Regions from separate parts of the Mus musculus genome. Here region 1 is linked to region 2. Evidence: chromatin loops called from intact Hi-C (ENCODE). Cell type or tissue: gastrocnemius. All regions are shown on one strand. Links, peaks and the distances in the headings refer to the core of each region. The heading gives the core; the rest is flanking DNA.

What was found. A loop is a pair of places that touch in the nucleus more often than their neighbours do. Peaks named below come from ENCODE experiments on the same cell type or tissue, not always from the same donor. Only the 100,000 strongest peaks of a DNase experiment are listed, where the experiment ranks them.
Region 1: it touches region 2 in a loop (8-fold over the local background); 32 of 42 quality-filtered maps call a loop at or near these places.

Annotation. Positions count from the first base shown.
Region 1 is chr10:69,183,934-69,188,324 of GRCm38, forward strand. It overlaps a transcript of Rhobtb1 not described here. Among named protein-coding and RNA genes, the nearest start is that of A930033H14Rik, 27 kb to the right of the region's middle. In gastrocnemius, for the core only: a CTCF peak has its summit at 2,474 (motif pointing right); DNase peaks (open chromatin) are centred at 2,172 and 2,492; H3K4me3 peaks cover 913 bases; H3K27ac peaks cover 1,823 bases.
Region 2 is chr10:69,305,268-69,309,658 of GRCm38, forward strand. No RefSeq gene overlaps it. Among named protein-coding and RNA genes, the nearest start is that of Gm40685, 4.6 kb to the right of the region's middle. In gastrocnemius, for the core only: CTCF peaks have their summits at 1,137 (motif pointing right), 2,053 (motif pointing left) and 2,849; DNase peaks (open chromatin) are centred at 1,115 and 2,060; H3K27ac peaks cover 4,000 bases.

The sequences.
Region 1 (4,391 bases), core at 239-4,238, 120 kb before region 2:
TGAGTTCCTGTCCTGACTGCCTATGATGATGAATTGTGATTTGGAAGTCAAATGAGCCCTGTCCTCCCGGAGTGTTTTATCACAGTAGTAATAATCCTCCCTAAGTCAGTCATGCTGTTCATCATCTATAAACCTGGGATAATAATACTCACCAAAAGGACTACTAATAGATAACAAAGAATCAATCATTCTGGATCCTAGCAGTACAAAAAAAAAAAAAAAAGCAATTGTATTTTTTTTTAGAGATTTATTTATTTATTTATTTACTTACTTTACATGAGTACACTGTAGCTCTCTTCAGACACACCAGAAAAGGGCATCAGGTCCCATTACAGATGGTTGTGAGACACCATAAGGTTGTTGGAAATTGAACTCAGGACCTCTGGAAGAGCAGTCAGTGCTCTTAACCACTGAGCCATCTCTCCAGTCCCACAATTGTATTTATTCTCAGAATTCTTGAAGCCGAGTAGATTATAGACGTAAAACAAGTTGTTTCAACAATACTTACTGGATCCCATGAAATGTACAGGAGTAAAATGTGATGCCCTTGGCTTAAGTTGAAAATAATGTAGGTCCAAGTGCATTTAAAGATAAGGAGATGGCTCAGTAAAATGCTTACCAAGTTCAGCTCCCAATACCTATGCAAAATCCAGGCATGACTACGGTGCCTGTTTTTCCTAGCGCTGAAGAGATGGGGCTTCATGGCCAGACAGCCTAGCCTAGAGCACCGAACTTCAAGTGCAGTGAGAAACCCTGTCTCAAAAAACAAGGTGGAGAGCCATGGCAGAAGACACCCCATAATAATCCAGGGCCTCCATCAGCACACATGCATGCGAACACACTTGAATCTCACGGCTTCCCAACGGTCTTAGTTTGGGTTTTATTGCGGTTAAGAGACATATGATCAAGGCAGCCCTTACAAAGGCAAATATTTAACTGGGGCTGGCTTATGGTTTTAGAGGTTCAGCCCATTATCATCACTGTGGAAGCATGGCAGCATCCAGGTAGACATGGTGCTGGGGGAGCCGGGAGTTCTACATCTCTATCTGATCAGCAGGCAGCCCTGGATTCTTTTGTAGGCAGCCAGGAGTAGGGTCTCTTCTGCACTGAGTGGAGCATGAAGGCTAGGAGACCTCAAAGCCCACCTACACAGTGATGTACTTCCACCAGCCAGGCCACACCTCCTCATAGTGCCACTTCCCATGGGCCAAGCATATTCAAACCACCACACCCACTCGGTACTGTGCAGCATAGTGCTTGACTGCCATTACCCACTACTGACTGGCCTCCACACTGCCGATGCCTGCCATTACGAAAGAGCATTGAATGTTGTGTTGTGAAAAACACAAAGGTTCAAAAAAAGTGTGGTTTCTGTTGAATCCGTTTATTACTTTCAAATCAACTTAAAGACCAAAGATCCAGGCTTCCTAAATGGTACCTTCTTTCTCCTGTATGCTCGGGTTCTCCTACATGCTTGGCACCCTTGACATGGTGTTTGCTGAGCAACGACAAGCTCAGCAAATGCTTAATGGATGGGCGATAGATGTACTGAAACAAGCCTGCTTTTCCTGAAGTCATGAAATTATCCCCCAAACAGGGAAGTTTGAGTTCTGTGAGTCATTTAAACTCTCCGCTAAGGCCAAGATTTGGGGGAGGGGGGGCTGGAGAAGCAGCTTAGCCTGAAGAGCACCTTTTGATCCCTCAGAAAGCCCCGTGGTTTCTGTTTCCAGCACCCACATGGTGGGTCACAAACCATGACTCCAGTTCCAGGGGATCCAGTGCCCTCTTCTGTCCTCTGGGACACCAGGCATAGAAGTGCTGTATAGAGACAAAATACTCATACACATAGAAGTTTTAATTATTATTAAGAAATCTAGGAAGAAAAGAGCAGATAGTATCCCTAGTTTTCCAAGTGTTTAAAAAAAAAAAAAAAAAAACACCATGAGTTAATGTTTTCCCTATGCGTGAAATTAGTGACGCTCCTTGCCCAGAAATAAGTATCAATTTGGCAACTGGTGAAATGTTTGCATATTTTCCTCGGAACGAACTGACTTCATAAAAAGGGAAGGAGCCGGAGTTTCTGGTTTCTGGGGCCCTGGAAGCTAAGAGCTGAACGTATAAACAGTGAGTAACACATTAGTCATAGTCCGCAGCTGCTCCCTGGCAGGACAAGAAATAACAGGCTCAAAATACTGCGGAGAACCAGGCTTGACAAAAAAAAAAAAAAAAAAAAAAAAAAAAAAAAAAAAGGCATTTCTCTCAAAGAGTGAGTCTCAGTCAGATGGCCCGGGAAAGCGCGTGTCTGGAGGGATTGTGGGATTGTTTTCTGTGTCATTCGTATAGATAATCCACGAACCTGTTTTGATGAGTTTTTAGTTGTCTTCTTTCATAAAAGCTGACGGGATAGAATGATTTTCGGTCTTGATTTTTTTTTTTTTTTTTTTCTAGAAACTTGACTCATTTCACACATGTCCCCTAGAGGGCAGCAGTGGCCCAAAACACAGGCCAGGATCTAACCCTTTGGCGCCAGTCTGTCCACTGCTTAGGTCCTGCAACTGCTTCCTTCAAGTTGTCAGTGGTGTGATCATTTCTATCCCGTTGTGTCTATCTAGAAAACCCACTAAACCTGAGAAAACAAAATAAGAGTTCATTTCACAACGTTTGGGATGGAATTATATGAGGTTTACATTTTGTCTTTCTATATATGACCTGTACACACATAGCCTAGGCCGGTGCTTCTCAACCTGTGGGTCTCCCACCCTCTCACTGAGGTTGCCTAGGACCATCAGAAACCCCAGATATTTATGGTACATTCCACAGCAGCAACAAAATTACAGTTACAAAGTAGCAATGAAAATAATTTCATGGTTGGAGGTCACCACAAAATGAGGCACTGTATTGAAGGGTCACGCAGCATTCGAAGGCTGAGAGCCACTGGTTCAGGTGACCCTGTGCCTGTGGGCGTGTAGAGAATATAGATGCTTGAAAGCAAGAAGTCAAAGCTTCTGCCCTTTATGGAGAAATCAAAACTATTCCAGGCATTGCCAAGTCTCTATCCATGCTTGTTCTCACTCTGAGGTTACTACGTATGGAAGAATTGGTTTGATGGTAGATTTAGTAAGGAATAGGACAAAGAAATAAGGGTAGGTGGCTTAGTCTAGAAAGGGTAGCAGACTGACTTGATATACGGAGGATGGCTATTCGATTTGGAGATTGTAAGTGGCAACGTTAATTTTAAAATGTTCCTTTTACGATGTAAAGCATGGCAATCTGGGGAGACACAGCTCCGAACAGCATCCAATTCTGGTAGTGCACAGGGCTTCCTGTTGTGGTGGTGGCAAACCAGCACAGGGTGCATCCCAGAAAGATGAAGGCGAGAACCTGAGTGTACAATTTTCAGATGCTGAGGTCTTAACACTGTTCTTTAAATATTTCGTTTCTGCTCAGAGACATTTTTATTCAAAGGACACAACTTTTACAAGGTGGCAGGTTTTTTGTTTGTTTGTTTGTTGTTTGTTTGTTTGTTTGTTTGCAAGGGTACCTCAAGAGCTTCCCATGATCCTTGTGAATTTATCTTCCGGGATCTCTCTGGCTGTGTTTAAGTTGTTTGCTGAACGGACTTTATTCTTTTTCCTGCTGTGAAATTAAGGGCAAGAAGGAAACCACACATATGCTACAAAAGGGTTGCGTGATGTCAGATCTGAACTGGTCTTGACAGATGTGGGCTGAGAAGGGTGGGTTTGTACACAAAATTCAGGGCAGTGAAAACCATCTCTCCACACATCCCTGAGTGGATTTGAGGATGTTCCTATCATAGCTTTTCCTCAAATCCAGTGCTGTGTCCTGTCTCCACAAGATAGATTGTCTGTGCATCTTGTGGCTGGAGATTACATGTCTGACAAGTGACGTGGGAACATTCAGATACTGCATACCAAGTTGCAATCCATGTCACAGTCAGAACTTTATGTATATGCTAGGAAATGTTCGCAGCTGCAACACCCTGGCTGGTAAGTGTTTGTGGTGGCCTAGTGCTATGTTGAGAATGATACCGCCCAGCCCCTTGGAACAGGTGCCTCTTTTAGTGGCTCTAACTCTGAGGAGTCAAAGAAACGGAATCCCAGTGTGGACAGTGTGATATTTGTGATATTTACGGGAAGGGGACAAACTGTAACAAGTGGAGCTGTGGATTATTGTTTACCCTTGTTTTTGGTGTTGTTTCATTCTATTTTGCTTTGACACAAGGTCTTAGTCTATAGCCCAGAGTAGTCTGGAAATTCCTATGGACTTGAGCTCCGGGCAGTCTCCCTTACCACAGAGCTGGAGTCTAGATATGAATCATCACCCCAGAAACCATAAAAGAGATCATACTTACCCCAAATTGGCCAAACGAG
Region 2 (4,391 bases), core at 216-4,215:
TTTTTATAAGCATTACCTCGGTCATAGTGTCTGGTCACAGCTGTAAAATCCTAACTAAGACAGAAAGTGGCTGAGTTAGGATTAGAAATCAAGTCTGTCTAAAAACTAAAACTCACTCTCAAGCTTTGTGTTAGAGAGAGCAGACCCAGGGAGACTCTCTAACTCAAAGGATTAGTATCAAGGTGGGGCCCTGAACTAACTTAGGGACTTGTCCCCACCACCACCACCACGTGCCCCCTGCATTGACTTCCAAGGATCCCAAGATCCATATAAAATATAGACTTCCCCTCCCCCACCCCCAGGCTAGACAGAGCCAGCTCAGGGCTTCTGAGTTCAAGGCTAGTTTCTTTGGCTTGTGTCACACAATTTCAGGTATTTCTGAGTGCAATCTACCCTGGTGCCCTTCTCCTTACTGATAAGCACTCCTCTTGTCAACTGGAATCCTTTGCCTACATGCCTTCCCTCTCACCTCCAAAGCCTCTTATCGCTGTACGCAGAGGCTCTGCGTTAGGTTTCAGGGTCCTTTTAACAGAGGGTGCATCGAATTACCACCCTGACGGCTGGCTAAAGTTTAACCCGGGATGGGATTCTGGAGTCATCCAAAGTTCACTGCATCTGCAGTTACCAGGAGATGAGCCTTAAGTCAGGCCCACATGGGCTTGGCAGATTTGGAGAGTTCCCACACGCCAGTTGGTGTTGGATATTTCTTTACTCACCCATTTTGAAGGCTGTTTGAAAGAGGTTAACTACAGAAAACCTCCTGCCTTGCCCTCCAGTGTCTGGGTTGTAAATGCAAAAATTAGAATAGCGGAAGGGACCTTCATCCTGGAACCCGCCACTCACTTGGGTTATCAATTTGAGCCTGTAGGACACAGAACAGGCTGGGGGCTCAGAGATCAGGATCAGAGGCAGAGAGATCAAAGCCGTCCATCACGGTGACCGAGGGTGGGAGAAAGTTACTCAGGCTCCTCCTCCCGGATACAATCCTGAGCCTGTAAATCTGGTTGCTCACAGCTTTTCGGCCTGGGACACAGAAACAAATAGGGAAACGTAGACAAGATGTGTGCTCATGATATCCGAATAAGCAGTTTAAGCCGAAGGTCCGATCGTGCTATTATACCCTCCAGCCACGAGGCGGCGCCACAGAGCCCGCAGGCACCAGTAGTAAAAAGAAAATGTGAGCTAAGTGGGGCCTGGCTTCTCTGTTTTGGGTGCAGTTTGGTACACCGAGTTCAGAAAGAGGCCTCACAGCAATGCAGCATGGAGCCCAGCTTCAGAGACCTGTATCTTCCCTGGATAAAATGTAGTAGAGTTCGTTTGATACCACCTCTTACAGAGCATCTCTCCTGGGCTGAGTCAGTTTCCTTCACCCAAAGACACTTGGATTTGGCTTTGTATAACGGTCCCAGGCTCCAGGCACAATGAGCAAGAGAGAAGCTGGTCTCATTTCCACCCAAAACCACGCTGTGTGAATTATGAGGTCATCAAAGCATGTAGCATAGAGTGAGATAACCCAGGCTCCCAGTTGAGATGGATAAGCAGCTCGACTAGGTCTGTGGGATGTTAGTCAGGGGCGTTCGAACCCTGCCTTACTAGGGGCAGAAAGAAGGTCCAGTCACGGCCCCAGGCATCACACTATCCCTGTCCCTAGGGACTACTGGGAAGTAAGCTATGAAAGCCAGACCGTGATGACTTTGAGTCTTCCAAAAAATGGTCACTAAAGGTCACAGCCTCTGTCCTCGTTTCTGATCGTTTCTGAGGAAGCAAGATGTCACTCCCTCTAAACCTTTCAAAATTAGAGTCACCCAAGGAATGTTGAAAACTACAGATTCCCCAAGTCAGAATCATTGACGAGAAGGGGCGGCCCAGGAGTCTGTGGTATTTTCTTTTTAAGAAAAACTGTTTACACAAGTAATCTACCTGCAGGAAAGTCCCTCCTTAAGTAATCCTGAAGGTCCTTCTCCCTGCAAGCCCCTTGGCTAGCTGAGATCACTGTCCCCTGAGAAGCCACACTCAAGGACTCCCTTGGTGTCTGTGGAGTCCTTGTCGCCCCCTGCTGGTATGAGAGCAGATCTGCCAGAGTCGCCTTGCCTTCTTGGGAATCACAAGAGGGAAAGCTTTTTCCAGGGTTGTCTGCACTCTCTGATGTTCATTCCAGTGTTCTCGGTGCACTGCAGCTTTGATGCCACTGGCTTGCATGCCTGAGCGCTTCTGTTTATTTACTGAGGAGTCTGCCCTGGTTTGGGCATCACACGGGGCTAGGGAGTGCGGGATACTGGGTCCCCCTGCTATGTTTCCTTGGAAAGCAAGACATTCCATAACCGAGCAGTGGTAGCACACACCTTTATTCCCAGCATTTGGAAGGCAGAGGCAGGTGGATTTCTGAGTTTGAGGCCAGCCTGGTCTACAGAGTGAGTTCCAGGACAGCCAGGGCTACACAGAGAAACCCTGTCTGGGAAAAAAACAAAAACAAAAGAAACAACAACAACAAAAAGATGTTCCAAGATGAGTTTCGAGAGGAACCCATAGCAAATGGAGACACTCTTCCACACATTCCCAGAAGACCATCAGCTCCCAACACTGGGGAGTAACACTCCACAGACTATTGGTCAAGTCTGCTCTGGTCAGCTCCCAACTCTGGAAATACTCACTGTGGGTCAGAAATGGAATCTGTTTAGGCCTTGAAGCCTCTGCAATGAGTGCCTCTCCCCAGGGACTTTATTTACTCAAAAACATGTGGGGTGTCCTGGAAAGGAGGTGGGTTTTGCAATAAAATACACAAGTCCAATCCCCAGTCCAAGGCAACATTTAAAAGTTACTTAAAATATTGAAATTTTTGTGTGTGTAACTTTTTCTAGTTTCTCAATTGCATAGTTCTTCTTTTTTTAAATTTTTTTATTATATGTAAGTACACGGAAGCTGTCTTCAGACACACCAGAAGAAGGCATCAGATCTCATTACAGATGGTTGTGAGCCACCATGTGGTTGCTGGGATTGGAACTCAGGACCTTCGGAAGAGCAATCAGTGCTCTTAACCACTGAGCCATCTCTCCAGCCCCCAACTCCATAGTTCTTGAGTGTGAACTTTGTAACCAAAAGTGTCCTGGTGTGGAAGCAAAAGGTTGGCTATGCCTGTGTGTCTACTGAGCCTGAGAAAGAGCATCTAGTGACCTTCCAGCTGGCCAGATGGAGTGAAAACTTACATGATAGGGTGCCTGTCACCATCATGAATACCAGAGGGTGTTTTTGATTCAGATAAGGCAAGAGAAGTGTATGTAGTGCCCTCTCTGGTGGAGGATAGAGTTAATATTTATGGTATACTCGGAACTCACCACCCAAGCATTCATTTCAATGATCTGCTTGGCACCCGTGAAGGGTAGTGCTTCTCACATGCCCACATTTGGAACCTACTAAAACCTACATTTTGGAAGGCCGGGATGGAGAGGAAGACAACTTCCAGGACCGGATAGTGAAGATACTGCAGGTTGATCATCCTGACTTTAAATATCAAAGAGTATGGGACTAGAAAACCAACCTTCTTCTGAGCAAGGGTCAGGGAATAAATACGCAGAGGATCCAGTGTTGAGCCTGACTCCAGCTACAGATCTGGTCCTGCAAGCCTTGCTACTTCTGACAAGGCATCCCTCAGCCTAGCCAGAAGGGTTGGTTAGGAGCCATTTCTACACTGACAGTCTATACACATCTTAAGCACAGATGAGGCGCATCGCCCCTAGGCTGAAGACAAAGCTGAACAAGTGGAACCAAACCCTTCCAAGCCTTCTATCTTGTCCAAGATCAATAACGGCTCTTTGAGATTCAGCCATGCAGACAGACACCACGAAAAATCCTCATCTCTTTCCACCATGTCCCATAGCTTTCCAAATGTTACTGGCTGGAAACAGATGGGCCAGCAATGGATGGTCCATTACCCGGAAGTTTCTACTATGCCCCTCCCCGCCCCCATCTCCTAATTCCTCACTTCCCCAAAGCGTGTTCTGAGGAGCAGAAAGCTTGCCTCAAGTCCTGGCTCTCAGGCCTCGAGCAGACCTGCTGAGTCAGTCAGCTGAGGTCTGTGATTTATGTGCTGTTGGGGGTCAGAGAAGTTTGAGCCTAAGCCACTTAGTTTATATATTTGTCTCATGGTTTCCACTCAGTTCCCATTTCAGGTCAGCATGACCGGAGGAGTGAGTATAAATAAATATAGGCTCCTTGCCTTCTCTCTCTCTCTCTCTCTATCTCTCTCTCTCCTTCCCTCCCTCCCTTCCTCCATTCCCCCTCCCTCCTTCCTTTCCCCTTCCCTTCCCCTCCCTGTCCCTCCTTCCTCCCTCCTCCCATCTCTCTATCTCTGGTGAATTGACTCAGTAGACAAGGTGCTTTCTATGTGTGGTGGT